Linked DNA regions of Homo sapiens: region 1 is linked to region 2. The links are chromatin loops, found by intact Hi-C in ENCODE. Cell type or tissue: ascending aorta. All regions are shown on one strand.

Region 1 (8,000 bases), 87 kb after region 2:
TTATTATTGCCCTTGCCTTAAAACAAGATTCCCGAATCTCAGAGAAGTTAAAGGTTTTTCTCAGGATCAACCCACGTATGGTACAGCTTACACACAGGTCTCTGATACCAAACCTATGCTTTTGACACCATTCCACATAATTGTTTATAATGGGATGATTTTGAATAGCATGCCAGTCTTGATTCATTATGTTAAAATGTAATGGAGGGAGGTACAACCTGTATGTTTCTCATATCCCTTGTTGTGAAGTTTAGTATTAGCAGACTTGCTTGATTTATGTCATAGAATCCCAGGTGTTTTTAACCATTCCCAGGTCCGTAATTGGGTGTCAGTGGGTTTGTGTACTCCCTAAATTGTATGAAACATCTTGTGTGTGTGTGTTCATATGGATATGTTTTTAGAGAGAGTATCCGTAAATCAAAGTCAAAGCGGTGAGGGACAACGATTGTCCTAGTACCTAAGTACCATACTGTGCTTCCCTCAGCAGCTTGCTTCCTGGAATATTTGTAGGTTCAAATGAAAACCCAGAAGCCTATTTCGACCAAGATAGGGCACCTTGTTAACCCACAAGGGCAGACAAGAAGAGAGCCAGCCGTCAGTCAATTCTCCATTGATCAGTTTGTAGTCATTTACTGCAGCAAGCTCGAGTCAGGAGTGCAGGAGCTAGGTGTCTGATTCTCTGCCCTGTCCTCCTAATCCTGGGAATGAGAACACTCAGTGGAAAAGCCAGTCAGCACTATACAAGCTGAAAAAAAATTTGCTGTGTCAACAACTATGTCCCCCTGCTTTGAGAAGGGAGTGCTTTGCTATTCCCATAGGGAATTAAAAACTAAAACCGAGAATCATTTACAGTAAATACAGATTTCAATGTGCTGGATGTTTCCGACGCACACTTATTAATGTGATAAAAGGGCTTATAAAACTGAGCTTATTAAATAATTTTTAGTTTTTCCTCTTGTTCTCTGCTAACTTCTTTAGTATTTTGTGTTGTTCAAGCTAGCCTGAAATATGGGTGTATTCTTAATACCTCTTTCATCCTTGCATCCTATTGATGTGATTTCCACTGCCTAATTATATGTCTGTAGACACTCATCCTTGTCGTTGCCATTACCCCAGGCCAAGCCACCATAATGTGTTCAGTCCCTCATCTCTCCAGTTCCACCCTTGTCTTTTTTTAATCCATTTTCTATGAAGTAGCAGGAATTACTGTTAAAAAATTTTTTTTGGACTGCATTACTCTCTTGTTTAAAATACTTCAATAGCTTCTCATTATGATGAGGATAACATTGAAAAATTTTAGTTGGCTTTAAGGTCTTATAATATCCAATTCCCACTCAACTCTCCATTGCATTCTGCTGTCTTGCTCACTCATTAAAGGTAAATCCATTTGACCTTCTTTCACTTTCTCAGATGCACCAAACTCTTTCACTTCAAATCTCTGCCTGTATCACTAATTCTTACTCCTCCTTGAGAACTGGGTTCATATATCATTTCCTCAGAGATGCCTTTCACACTGTTATCTTTCAAAGCAATCTCTTTTCCTTTATAGTACTTAGGACAATTTATAATGAATGGGTGATGTTCATTCTGTCACTTAAGAATTGCCTATTGAGCCCCTGCTATGTTCCAGGGACTGTCTTAGTGTCATAGGATAAGCATTATGTTTTTCATGTAAGGTGTGGCAATAAGCTCCAGGAAAAGAGTGCCCAGGCAGTGCTCAGTGTACTAGATATTCAGCTCATGACTCTGTACCCAGTGCTTCAGATAATGCTAGAAAGAGAGTTAATGTTCAGTAAATGGTGTTAATAAGTAAATGAGTTAAACATATGTGTACAGTATTTTAAGTTCAAGGTGATTTTATAAGCTAAATTTTGCTTGCAAAATTGAAGAATTGAATGACTAATTCTCTTTACACTTTGATAAGGTTGACTGAGGATGGCATTTTTAGTTTAAGAATACACTTCGCCTTCATCCTTACCCTCACCATTGCTCCCTCTAGTTAAAACTGAACTTTTGAGAAAAATTCAAAAAGACAACAGCTGATACAAGTTTAAAAAAAGAGAAACTCTAGTGTGTGAGGAGAGATACTCAAAAGACAGGCTCTGGAATTAGCCTGTGAAGATGGATGGACTTACGTACTTGTGAAAAAAATCTGGAACATTTTAAAATACTTTTATTAATACTTAGAAATATTAAATGAAATTGAAGTGATGAGATAATCTACAATTATTAAATTATACAAGTTGATTTGAGTTCAAGTGCATCTGTTGAGATAAAAATGTTAGAGTGATAATATTAAGTAATAATATATTAAAGCCAAAATGACCTTATGGATATATTTTCAAGGTGTTATCAAGTAGCTATTGATGTTTTAATGTGAAAAATATTTCAGTGGCCTTCTATCTGAAGTTATTTTCAGACATAAATATGTAAGACTCTCATAATACTGGCAAAAGACTTGACCTTTGTGTAATATTTTACTTGGCTCATGGAAATGGAATTTTTGCTATTTGTTTTTTTCTTATTAATGACTTAATTTTTATGGCTTTGCCATCATGCTACATTTTAACGAGTTTATTCATACATTTAGTGTGTGAACTGTTTTCCCCCATTTGGTCCGAAATCATTTTGCTTATGCTTCAAAGTAGGCACCTCCTTGCTTTAGTGTCACATGATTTGAAGAATGCACCTGTGTTCCCTTTGTCCACATTAACCACAGTCTGGAAAATAGATCCCATGGTTTCATCACTCTACTTAGATCTCTACATGCCTCAGTTTCAAACAATTTGGTCTGTTCTTGATGGGCTGTCTCTTCACCTCCTTGATTATGTGATTATTTTTAGGCTCTAATCATCCTCACTTTTTAGAGAGTCTAGGTCAGGAATATATATTGGTTAATTATAATGTCTAAATTACTGTTCTTTGGAATAGCATAGGGTCCAAATGTGAAAATGATCTCCCAACATTCTGCCCTAATCATGAACTAGATGAAAATGACTTGAAATTGTTATATGCTGCTTAGTTTCACTACCTTTAGCTAGTGAAAGCCATTCCTGCTTCCTGGCTATCTGCCACAATGCTGAGCAACAGGCCAAGAGACTATATACCACTTTTAAACAATTAGAGACATGGATGCATGGATAGAAACATCTTTGTATAGCAGCATCTTTGTATGGAACCCTCTTTGACTAATCTAAGTTTACTGGTGAGAGGAGAGCTGAAACTCTGCATCTGGTGCCAGGTGATCTTTTAGGTTGCTGGTGTCTTCTCCTTACCCAGGCCATGTGGCAACAGCCTGACACTCCTTGATGACCCTGAAAACTGCATATCATCACTCCATAAAGAGAAATTCAACACATTTTTAACAATAGAGCAATGGGGTTATCTATGTTAATGCATTCAACATTATATAATAGTTTTATTTTTGGATATATATGTTGTAAGTTTGAATCAGGACTTAATCCAAATGTGGTTTTTATTTATTGGTTTAGTGTCAACAAGGTAAGATAATACATTTCTACAGAGAGTAGGTAAAAACAGAATTAGCACTTTATATCTGTATATCTTGGTTTCAATATCGAGCAATATTATTTGTCCTCTGAAGGGAAGGCACTTTGCCTGCAGTTCCAAGAAAACATCATGCATAGAACAAAAATGCTTTCAAATTATAATTTTTTCCCTCATATTCCTGAGAGAGCTGATGAGGGAAATATATGTTAATCTAATTTGGCCTAGGCATGCTGCCATGATTTAGTGATCATAAATATTAATTTATATGCTTGAAAGAATAAGTACAGTTAATTTTAAATGGAGCAAAGAAAATATTTTTAAGCAGTAAGACATGGTTTGAATAAAATGTATATTTTGGCAGTAATCATTTTTAATTTAACCCTTTAACGTGCAAACTGACAGACTTCCCCTGTGTACCGGGTGACCTTTTAAAGGGTTTGCATACAGACAGGTGGCTGATGGCTTGTCTATAACTCAGAGTGTTATTAATACTGGGTCAAGATGAGACTATCACTGACTGACTAGTAGTAATACTTTGGGAGAATTTTAGGAAGATTGTCATTTTATGAATAGGTTATACAACTACAACCAGTCAGTAACAATAGGCACATGAAGAAGTAATGCAATTTAACATTATGTAATCTAGCCATTTTTTATTTTAGCAAAACATCTAAGAATTCAGTAGAGTTTAGAACTTACTTTTAGACTGTAGCAATATTCTTGAGGGTTTAAAAGAACATACTATATTTTAAATATATTTACCAGGAGGAATAATCTTCCAGATTTCTTCTGTTTTTAGATGATCAACTATGTATCTCAACAGTTTTGTTTTAAGTAATTCAATAAAAATAAGTGAGTCTCTGCTATAGAAATTCAAATATCCTAATGTAGTACTATGGATATTAGAGTTGAATAACTATTGCATACTAATAGCTTTAAATGAACCAGTGTTTATGCAGAACTCCCATTGTCTATACAACTTTGTATTCTGAATTACAGGATGAATATATTTATAGATACTTCTGTGCTAGTTTGTGTGGAAGGAATAGAGGCAGATCTCAAGTCATACTTTCTCCTGTAATTGAATACGGTACAAAGAGGTCAAGAGCACAAATCTGTGTTATGTTTGAAGAGTTTAATTTCACTTTCATATACATTTTCAGTGATTTTCAAATTTAAAAATGGTATATTGATTATAAAGAAATCAGACAATATAAAACTTTTAGTTGTGAGGAATGAGGTGAGGAGATCAAATTGAGAGAGAGTTTGAGAGTCAGTTACTATTACTGAAAAAAAACCACCTAGGGAAATGGGTTATTAAGCATTGAATGGTGGTCTCTTCAAATTACACGTCAGATAATGCAATCACTTGTGAATTACTTCTGCCTGTTGTTAGGAGATAATTTAATATTATTCAGTGTCTTCTGATGAAACTGAATTTATTAAGTCTGATACAGCACTACTTGAGCAGTTTAGTTTCTTAATAATATGTAAGTTTTGTTAGGTTCCATAGGTTACAAAATATTAATCTTGAGAGTTTTAATAACAGTGAATCCTGAATCCACAGCCACTGTAAATTACTTTTGACACGTAGAACAAATGAGTTTGAAAGTCAGAGAAATTTCTTGGTTTTTTTTTTTTTTTTTTTTGAAATGGAGTCCCGCTCTGTCACCCAGGCTGTAGTGCAGTGGCGTGACCTCGGCTCACTGCAATCACCACCTCCCAGCTTCAAGGAATTCTCCTGCCTCAGTCTTCCAAGTAGCTGGGATTACAGGCGCCTGCCACCAGGCCTGGCTAATTTTTATATTTTTAGTAGAGATGGGGTTTCGCCATGTTGGCCAGGCTGATCTTGAGCTCCTGATCTCAAGTGATCTGCCCACCGCACCTGGCGCAAGTTAGGCATTTCTTTAAATGCATTCTTTTTGATTTTATACATCATCTCTATATTCTTTTGCAAGGTGAACTGCCGGAAATTTTAGATTTAGGATTTCCACTTGGTGAAATCCATTTACAAAGTGTCATTTATATTTAAACTTTCTTATAATATATGTCAAAAGTTGAGACATAATATTAAGAGCATTACCACTTGAAATTGTATTATATAGTATGCTTTATAATTAAATAAACAAAATGAAATAAGCTATTTCAGAGAATAAGGATGCTTACTGGTAATTTCTATATGGTAATATATGAATAGCACAGAGACCCCCATCCATGGATATAATGTCTTTAAGAAGGTGACAAGGGGGAGTTGAACCATGACTGTGATGTAGGAAAGTAGAACCCAGCAAATGGAAAGTGGCTTAGAATTTAGATTTCTTTTTCTCTTACTTGCAGAGAAAAGTGGGTAGACTTAATGGCTGTTTTCAAGTACATTGATAGCTGTCGAATTGATCATAATGACCAGCTGTGCGTGTTCTGTCTCTGCAGATGAAAAGGGAAGGATTTAACTGACCTATAGTGTATGGAAATCATAGGCGATCTGTGATGTGTTTTAAAGATCTGTCACTGAAAGTTTCAAAAAATGACATATGGTCTTTTTACATTATCCCTTGAGAAATTTAGGTTTATTTATATCTTTTGCCAGAAGACTGGACAGAGGAAACTAATTTCATTTTGCCAGAAAAAAAGTTAACTTTTTTCAGCATGTGGTTCAATCTTCCATTCTGAAATAAAAATAAATTATTTTTAATGTTTATGTTAAAATATTTTAAATAACAAATTAGAATGCTATAAAGATTCCCAAACACTCTTAACATGGCTTTATTAAAGACTAGTATATGAGCAATTTTGCTTGATCTATATCTCTTTTTTTCCCTGCAATTATTTAGAAACAAATACCAGACATCCTGCCATCTCATCTGTAAATATTTCAGTGTTTATTTGGAAAAAATGATTTTTATATTTTAAATATAATGGTAATAGTATTATTATACCTAGACAATTAACAATTCATAAATATTATTCTTTTTTCCACTGTTTGAAGCAAAATAAAAATGAGATCCATATATCGCAATTAGTTAACATAATTTTTAAGACTCTTAGAATGTAATGCAGTTTCCCACAGTCTAGATTTTGATGATTGCAACACTATGGTGCTTAAAATATTTTCTTCTATATATGCCCTATAACTTGGTAGTTAGATTTAGAAGTGTGATGAAATTCAAGTTTACATTATTGGCATGAATGTAGCCAACACTAAATAGGTATATACCTATTCAACACCAAAATAGGTGGGTTGAATATTATCATTTGGAGACATATCTCTGTTATCTCTCTTTTTGGGTAGTTACCAGTAGTTGATGTTTGTTGTCTTGATTCATTAATTCCGTAGGTGTTACAAGATGGTGATAATTTCAAATATATATTCATCCATCATCTATTAGCTAGAGTATTTCCAAAAATAAATATCTTTAGTTCATTATTACCCTGAAAGTGGTTCATATAGGAAATGCAGGAAAATGCTTGTTTTATTTCATTATTTACCAGTCTTCAAATTAATTAATTGGTTCCCTAGCATCTACCAAAGTCAAGCACGTTTTTAAAACATAATTTCATAGATTTAAAACAGTTTATGTATTTAAGTATTTCGCATTTATTATTCTAATTAATATTCAAATGTTCCCATCTTTATTTAAAGAGCTCCTCTTCAAATTAGCTCCTGTGTGCTTTGAGGTAATGCTGATGGTTTTAGAGAGTTCCTTCCCTTCTGGTGTCATAAGATGTTTTAGACTCATCTTGTACACTTTTTGGCCAATATTGAATCCATAAAATTTTTAATGGTGGTTTTTCTTTTTTGAAATAGTTTTCAACAAAATTGATAATTGACTCTTTTTCATAGCAAAAAGATTTAAATAAAATTTGGTATCTGAATTTAGATTTTGAAGAGATATGTTCACATTAGGTGAATCCTACATTTTATTAATCAAAAGGGACTAATATTGTTAGAGAAAGATGCAGGCTTTTCTAGAATAAGGAAGATGATTTGCTGAGTTCTGGATTCATTCTGGAGTCTCGATTTTGCGTTGTTTATTAAGTTATCAGTATAAATGATGAATTTGGTTTTGCTGTGAATAGTAGAAATAATATGAAAGACAAGTTTATGTAGCATGTCTCCAAGTGCTAAACTGAGGATATAACTTTTCAGGAAATAAATCCTCTAGTTGTTGTAACTCTTAGTCCTAAATATGAGGTAATATATGGACAATTAAAAAAACAATAAAAATTTTCCAAGTGATATGATGCTATAAGCAAAGTTACTAACAGGAAAATAGACATATTTGGAAAGAGAAGTAAATCTATGCTAGAGAAATAACTGCCACCATCTGGTTAATAGGTGACCACTTCAATTTCTCTGGGATCATTCCCAATAACAAAAAAAATAACATAACAGAAGACTGTGGAAGGAAAAAAAAATGAACCCAAACTGCTGACTTGAAAACAATAGGAGAAAATATAGCAGCCTCATAAAGAATATTGCCTCTTATCCT
Region 2 (8,000 bases):
TATAATCAAAGCCCTTAAACAATCAAAAATGAAAACTATAATTATTTTTCCATTTTGAACTTGATTTTAAATATATTTTTAAAAATCTTACAAAAGCCTAGCTTTAGCTATGCATTGTAGGGTCACAAACTTTATCTTATTGAGTTAATGATTTAAAATTTTGTTACAAAAAGGTATAATAAATACTATATTAATCTGAATAACTATTTTCATATCATTATTCTTTATCTTAATTAAAGAACTAAAACTCCCCAGAGTGAACATCCCTTTTTTATTTATAGCCCTGAGTAATTACAGTCCTCATGTTTCCTTCTTTGTTTCTTTTGCTCTGTATCAGCCAATAGAATCTTACGTTTGAAACATGGGTTTCTTCTGCGAGAACTGCTATCCTTTGCCATCTTCTGCTGAAAGTAGGAGGACACTCATTTTTTACAAATTCTGCATTGCATATTAGTCTTTTAGATGTCCTACATTTTTACAGTCCCAGGAAGGCAGGGAGTGAACTCCACTTTGGTCAAACTACTTCAGTAGGAACTGCAGCACTGACATTTATAACTTAATTTTGATAATAAAGTCAGCTAAAAGTTTGCTCTGCCAGTGATTTAAAAACTGTTAACCAACCACCTAACTAAACTAACAAATGATACGATGGATCACATTTTTTATTTCTTTTATTTTTTATTGTAACTTACAATTCTTGCAGCGGAAGCAATGAAGTTTTACATAATTGCCAAAATTGAACAGCAGAGGGCAGAAAATAGCAAACTCTGTTTCTTGTAGCACACTATTCTAGTCAACTGTAGATCTAGTAGTTTTGAAGTTTTCAAAATTGATTGGTGATCAATTTGAAATACATATTCTTGAAATAGGAAGTTGCTACATGAAAAAATAGAGCCGTGTACATTCACAAAATAAATTCCAGTATTTTTCCATGTATTTGTATAAAGAACCATTTACTGTAGTCAATTTAAATTTATTACCCTTATATTGACAGGATTCTGTGCTTGAAACATACATGCTATTAAAACATTATAAGAAATTTGAAAAAGTCTCATGAGTGATAATATTAATAAAATTATGCTGATATAGGAAATAAGTTTCCAAATATGTGAAAGGTCTATACATAACTACCTTGTGAACATAGATACATAGAATAGCAGTTGAATTACAAGTAATGCTTGCTAAAATTTTTATTTCCACCTTATATATAAATTGTAATTGGCCACTAGACAGTAATATTTTTCTTGAGCTCTTACATATTAGTTACTATACTCTATGATTCAGCAAATTCTTATTTTTACAGCATTTGTTTTTTATAGAATGTAACTCAGTCAATTTTGAGTTCATATCTGCCCTTGACTTTGAAATAGGTTAAGATGAAAATAGTTTGAAAACATTCTTATTTTTTAAAATTCAATTCACCTGAACTCACATTTTAAACATCAAATTTTTTTCATATTGAAGCTTCCTCTCTCTCTGTCCTCGCTCTCTTTAATTCTAAGTTACTTTCTATGAAATTAAAGTTTTCCTGTGGAAACAAGTGAATCGAGAAAAAAATAACTACAGAGGTATTTTAAATTTTGCTCTGTTCTTAGTGCTTTTACATTAAAAATTTTAAATAGGTAATAATTTCCAATCATTTTGTATACCTTACATCACAAATAATGATTAAATATGTATGATTTATTTATTCTTTATGTTGCAATTTTGAATATATGTAAGTTATATCTCATTTTTTATTTTTTATCGATTTATTGTAATTTTAATTAATTTTATATATTATTTTTATTATTCAATTTTTTAAAGGTTAAATACATTTTTATTTAGAAGACCTGCTTTATATACAGTGTGGAGTACTTATAACATACTAATAAAATTCTAAGGCATAAAATTAAGAGATATTTTAGTCTATAGTTTATAAGCTTAATAATAGATTACAGCTATTCTCACTTCATGGTTTAGGACTACATCAAAAAGAGGGAAAGGTTATAATTTGAAATGACAGCAATATAGGATCCAAGAGCCATAGAAGCCACTTTGCTCATCATCATTTTTAAAATGGGGAAATTGAGGCCAATGTGATTAAGAAGCAAGCATAAGATAATCCAGTCAGCAATGAAGCTGCAAGCACAAGAAGGCAGCCTGATAGACTCATGGCATTTTGGAATACTAGCAGTTCTCTTTTTAGTACTGTAAGCTCCAATCTCCCTCTTCCTGGAAACAGTTCCTTGTTCTCAATCTTTCTTTATTTGTTTAAACCAGTAAAGACATGCAACTTGGTGGGGCTTTTCTGAGTCCGCAGAGGGAATTGTCAGAGCAGGTTTCCAGGAATGAGCTTGGAAAAAGCACCATGAAGAACATAAATTTCACACGGGAAGTCCAGTCATCCATCTCGCCATCAATTCTCTCCCTTCAAACTTTTAATATCTAACCTCATCTTTCTTTCCCTGTGGCCCGCGTGTTCAGTAGAGCGTGGTGGCTTACTTTCTTTAGGCAGTGATTTTTCGAAACCCCCGGCCAAAACGCGATGGGGAAACAGATTTCTAAGTAAGTCTCTGGGAAAGAATCTGCATCTCTGTGGCATTCCTACACTAGCTTCATCTTCTAATCACTTTCCTCTAATAGCCTTTCCTTAAACCAGAGTCTCTTGCTTTCAATCTGCATAAAGCAAGGGCTTCTAGGAAACCAAGTCTACATGACTCTACAAGGGAGGGATTGCAGTGAAAGCTGCGAGAAAGACCCGTGCGCTCTGTAACTAGGCGAGTCAGCATCACAGCCCAATGGAATATACTCTAAAGATGGGATTTTCATGCAAAATATTTAAAAGATTCCATCTTGATCTCTTGTGCGGCTTAAGCATTTAAAGATATAACTTGGGGTTCTCCCTGGATCCTGGCTACATCCCATGAAGCCCAAGTGCACAATTTTGGAATATTTCCTCCACGGTGCTTTGCTTGCTTGTTTGCTTTCGGCTGGGTCAGGTGAGGAGGATGACAGGGCTTCTGTATTGCTAAATGGGTTTTCACAGGAGATGGAAGATAAAAATCAAAATTATTTGTAACGTAAGACAGCAGGGCCTGGTGAGAGGACGCTTCGCCGCCAACAATTAGCAATTCGGCTTCTACACAGCAGCCGGAGATCAGCTTTGCTGCATTTGGTCCAGGTTGGAGCATCTCCGCAGCAGCTGCAACAGCCGCACGAAGGTAGCTCCGGGCGGGGAGCGAGGCGCTGTCCTCGGTGCTGAAAGGCCGAGGCGCGCGGTGGGCGCGACAGCCCCGGAGACCCGAGGTCTCGCGGAGGGACAGCGGCTACGGGCCCCGAGCTGTGCTTTCTCAGCGCCGCGCACGCGACGCGTCCACGGTGGTGCGGGGTGCCGGGCGCCGTGCGGGGGAGGGGGCGCGCGCTCCCGCCTCCTGCCGCGAGTCGCGCACGCGCGCCCGGGACTGCCTGCCCCTCTCTGTGACTTGCCTGTGTGTGTGCGTGTGTGTATGTGTGTGTGTGTGTGTGTGTGCGCGCGCGCGTGAGTGAGAGAGGAGAGAGGGAGAAGAGAGCGCGAGAGAGGGTGAGTGTGTGTGAGTGCATGGGAGGGTGCTGAATATTCCGAGACACTGGGACCACAGCGGCAGCTCCGCTGAAAACTGCATTCAGCCAGTCCTCCGGACTTCTGGAGCGGGGACAGGGCGCAGGGCATCAGCAGCCACCAGCAGGACCTGGGAAATAGGGATTCTTCTGCCTCCACTTCAGGTTTTAGCAGCTTGGTGCTAAATTGCTGTCTCAAAATGCAGAGGATCTAATTTGCAGAGGAAAACAGCCAAAGAAGGAAGAGGAGGAAAAGGAAAAAAAAAGGGGTATATTGTGGATGCTCTACTTTTCTTGGAAATGCAAAAGATTATGCATATTTCTGTCCTCCTTTCTCCTGTTTTATGGGGACTGATTTTTGGTGTCTCTTCTAACAGCATACAGATAGGTAGGTACCCTTTGTGCTATGCTTTTGAATTGTGCATAATTTGGTGGTAATCTTTGTTCACAGTGTACAAATTAATTCATGTCATGTAGACTTATGTCATACCTTGACTGCATTCCAGATTTAAACTACCTAGAATATACATGTTTTTCTTAGGATGAAGCAAAAGGAAAAGACTATGCCTTTGATACAATAGAAGAAAAGGTCCTCTCATTTCGGATCCCCAAATTTTATTAATTCTGCCTTAGCGACATTTTCCAGTTTGCTCAGATTTTCTTGGGGTCTGAATGCAAAGCTTGTGATTACATGGAAAGGTGAAGGTTTCTGGCCGCCTACCTCGCCTTCAGACTCTCATCTGGGTCTTGACCCCTTGGCTAGCTTTTGGATATTCCACCCCCGCTGTCCGAGTCCGTAGGTGTGTTTATTCGGCCTATTCGCGTGAATAAGAGACTCTTGGATTTTTGGGCGCTAGCGCGCGCCCCTCCTTTCCCTCCCGGGGCACTGACACTGTTCTCTTGCTTGCTGTTTGTTCTTTGCAGGGGGGCTATTTCCTAGGGGCGCCGATCAAGAATACAGTGCATTTCGAGTAGGGATGGTTCAGTTTTCCACTTCGGAGTTCAGACTGACACCCCACATCGACAATTTGGAGGTGGCAAACAGCTTCGCAGTCACTAATGCTTGTAAGTAATGAATATTCATGCCTTTCGGGTGCTGCACGCGGAAGGCCAGCGAGTGTGAGTGTGTGTGTGCGTTTCTGGGGTGGTGTGTGTGCGTTTCTGTGTGTCAGTGTGTGGGTGTGAGTGACTGCACACACGCGTGCGTGTGACCGTGTAGAGAGAAGGTGGCTGTAATCTCAGGGACCCCCGCTGGCTGGAGAGGGCTGAAGAGAGAGGGAAAGGACGTCAAGAGTGTGCGCATTAGGGAGCCGGGGTGAGGGTTGGAGCCAGGGAGGGCGGCTTTCTTGGGTTCAAGGGGTTTTCGCTCATCTTGAGTGCTTCAGGAGAAGCCCTCCCACCTCGCTCCCCATCGAGCGCCTGTTGGCACCCTGCCCACAGAGAACACGTTGTTCCCCAGGGCGCGCAGTCGGGCTGTTGGACAAATCCCACGAGGGACTGCCGGAGCCCAGTGGCCTCCTGCCCCAGCAGCTGCCGCTCTCGCCCGCTGCCCCCAGTTTAGATCCGCAGCACCGGCTGGGCTCACCCTGCGGCCCTCGCGAGCTCCATGTTCTCCTCTTTGGGACAAGTTGTTGAAATGGTTCCGGAGTTGGGATCGGGGCTGTTACATAACGCCCACCCGAGGGGCGAGGAGCGGGGCTGACGCAGGCTCAGGCCGGCCGGGTGGCGTGGGGGTGGGGCGGGGAGGCGGTGGAAAGGGGGAGCGCTGTCAATTTCTCCTGCTCAGTTGCGCTTCCGCTTAAGTTGGAGGGGGCGAGGCCGCCAGGGGCGCCGCGGTCAGCTTGCCAGCCCGGCGCGCTTTGTTCTCAGGTAGCTGGGCTCCAGCAGAGGCAGCCGGGGAAAAGGACTGGGAAGCCGTGGGATCTGGCCGAGTTTGAAAATCTGGAGAAGTCGCTGATCAGCCATTTTAGTCTTTGCAATGCTCCATATTAACCCTCTCACTCCGCGCAGTGCTCCGGGACTCGCTGGGAAGCTCTGTGATGGGTTCAGATAAAGTACTAGAAACCAAACAATTAGGGATCTAAAAGGATTGGTGTGGAGGCCAGAGGGCTCCGGTCCCCGCGCTCGCTCCCCCGCGCAGGCGTGGGCAGGCAGTCGCGGCCACTGTGCCTTCCTGCCCTCTTCCCAGCAGCTGCCATCATTTCCTGCCGACTGCCCTGCGGTGATTCTTTCCTGCCCTAATATTCGCAGTCGTTATTTCATAGATAACAATTTGGGGGAGATCTGCGGATGGCTCACTTCCCACTTTGGCTACAGAGCTTGGGGAAAATTACCACAGGAAAAGCCCAACTGCAGTTTTCCCACGTCACACAAACAACTGGTTGCCATCCCTCCTCCCCATTTTAAGCTTTAGTCATATATTCCGTGATTTAGCTTGATTATCATATTGGGCCCATCATCAACTCTTGCAACTACTGTCACCCGGACGAATGAAGAAACAATTTTCTTAGACTGATAGAATAGGGGCATTGTGTGGTAATTTAGGATTTAATTGTTTATAATGGATCTATTTAAGAAGGTTTCACTGCTATATATTTTCTTCAAATGTTGGTGCCAAGTAAGAAAAGAAAGAAGGGCGGGTGTGGGGGTACAGAACGAAAGAGAGAAGAGGAGAATTAAAGTGGATTTGCAGCTTTGAAAAACGTCCGTAATAGAATATCTCAGAAAATTTTAGTACATGACATACAAAGAAATCAACTTAATTAAAATTTGAAGACTTCTATATTTGACCTATTTACCTAACAGATTTAGACTATTCATTTGATATCAGTAAGTTCCAATTTTTCCTGAATTACAAGTTTGTCATGCAACTGTTCTGAGTATCTAACTGTGTGTAATTGTATACTTATGTGAAAATGCTTTGAAAAGTAATGACTCCTAAGGAACGGCTGTGGGTATAGGAAGGACATAGGTTTTGAATGTGAAGTGAAAGTATTGACAGCTGTACTTTTTGAAAACAGTCAATGATTGCCAAGTTCACTCATTGGTGAAAATAATGAGAAGAACTTTCTGCAAAAATAACATATGTCCATTGACAAAATGAATATTCCTTGATTTCAACAAATGCTAAACTACTGTATTGGGGCTTTATAAAGATAAAAGACTGTGATTAGGTTATTAGGTTTAGATACTCATTCTCAATATTTTTGAATTTTTAAATAGAAATTTTTCTGAAATAAAATATATAGCCAGAATATGTGTATATATTAAACACATATGTAAATTCATATATTTGCAGGGTGAACACATTCATGTAATCAACATGTGGACTTCTTTTAAAAAATTACCACACAATTTAATTTGTCCATAGTTCTGAGAAGCTGGAATAATCAAGTCTTCATTTGCACAGTTTTTTCCCCTCCTCAGGAAGTGAAGCTAAAATAAATATGTTCACATTTCCAGAGACTAAAATTACCCCTGCATGGATTATTATAGTAGGATAGTAAAACAAATTATTTTCAGGAACTGAACACATTTTAAAGATGACAACATGATAATTCAAAAGCATGACATTTGCAACTCCCATGTTATAAGTAATCTTACTGTTTGCTAAAAAGAACTAGGGGGGTACTGTGACAGAAGAGAGGCTCATTGGATAGAAATTTCTGGGGCTGACATTAACTCATTGACTGGGCAAATCGCTTAACATGTTTGTGACTCCGTTTTTTTATTCTCTGAGACATTTCAAAATTTAGAGATTGCAAAATGAAATAGAGAATTTGTATCCTTTTTTGTTTGTTTGTTTTTGTGCTATGGACAATAGAAGATGTAAAATTAGTTTAACTCTTTTGAGACAGAATGAGAGAGAGGGAAAGGGAAAGATGCTTATGTAAACTACAATCACAAAGTCAAGAAATGGATGAAAATCTCTAGTGTTAAATTTGTCAGCATGGGTCTTGATCGTTTAAATCCTGCTTAAGATTTTTCTCCAATGCCTATCCTTTGTTTTCTTGCCTTTTTATTCAGGGAAGTCTGTGATTCTTTCCTTTATAAAGTGGAAGCAACAGCATTAAATACATTGACAGCTAAGATCTAAACATCTTTTTTCCCATTTCCTCTAGAAATCTCAGGAATTTTGCTATCTAATGACATTATTAGATGATAGGTATCATCTTGCAATGCTCTTGAAATAGCTTGCTCTTCCAATCATAAAAATCCCACAGAGCTAAATTTACGTATTAAAAAGTGGATTTTTATACCTTAGTAATACAACTTCAAAAGGGAAAATTTATTAGTTTACTAATTTAATTTTATTCCTGAGATGGAGGAAATTATTTGGAAATGTTGAAGTGGACGTTGATATGAGGATCCAGGGAGATCCACTGAATGGGTTAAGGTTATACAAAGAAAATGAAGTCATT

Evidence for each region. Peaks named below come from ENCODE experiments on the same cell type or tissue, not always from the same donor. Only the 100,000 strongest peaks of a DNase experiment are listed, where the experiment ranks them.
Region 1: a loop joins it to region 2, with 2.1 times the contacts of the local background. A loop is called at or near these places in 7 of 110 quality-filtered maps.

Annotation. Positions count from the first base shown.
Region 1 is chr4:157,304,211-157,312,210 of GRCh38, forward strand. All of the region lies in intron 3 of GRIA2 (glutamate ionotropic receptor AMPA type subunit 2), which reads left to right. Among named protein-coding and RNA genes, the nearest start is that of GRIA2, 87 kb to the left of the region's middle. In ascending aorta, no CTCF peak of the experiment used is centred here; no DNase peak of the experiment used is centred here; H3K4me3 peaks cover 389 bases.
Region 2 is chr4:157,217,164-157,225,163 of GRCh38, forward strand. It overlaps GRIA2 (glutamate ionotropic receptor AMPA type subunit 2), which reads left to right and starts at 3,565. Exons shown (of 16, transcript NM_001083619.3): 1 at 3,565-3,967; 2 at 4,504-4,644. The coding sequence starts at 3,880. In ascending aorta, a CTCF peak has its summit at 743 (motif pointing right); DNase peaks (open chromatin) are centred at 3,348, 4,371 and 5,178; H3K4me3 peaks cover 5,429 bases; H3K27ac peaks cover 4,738 bases.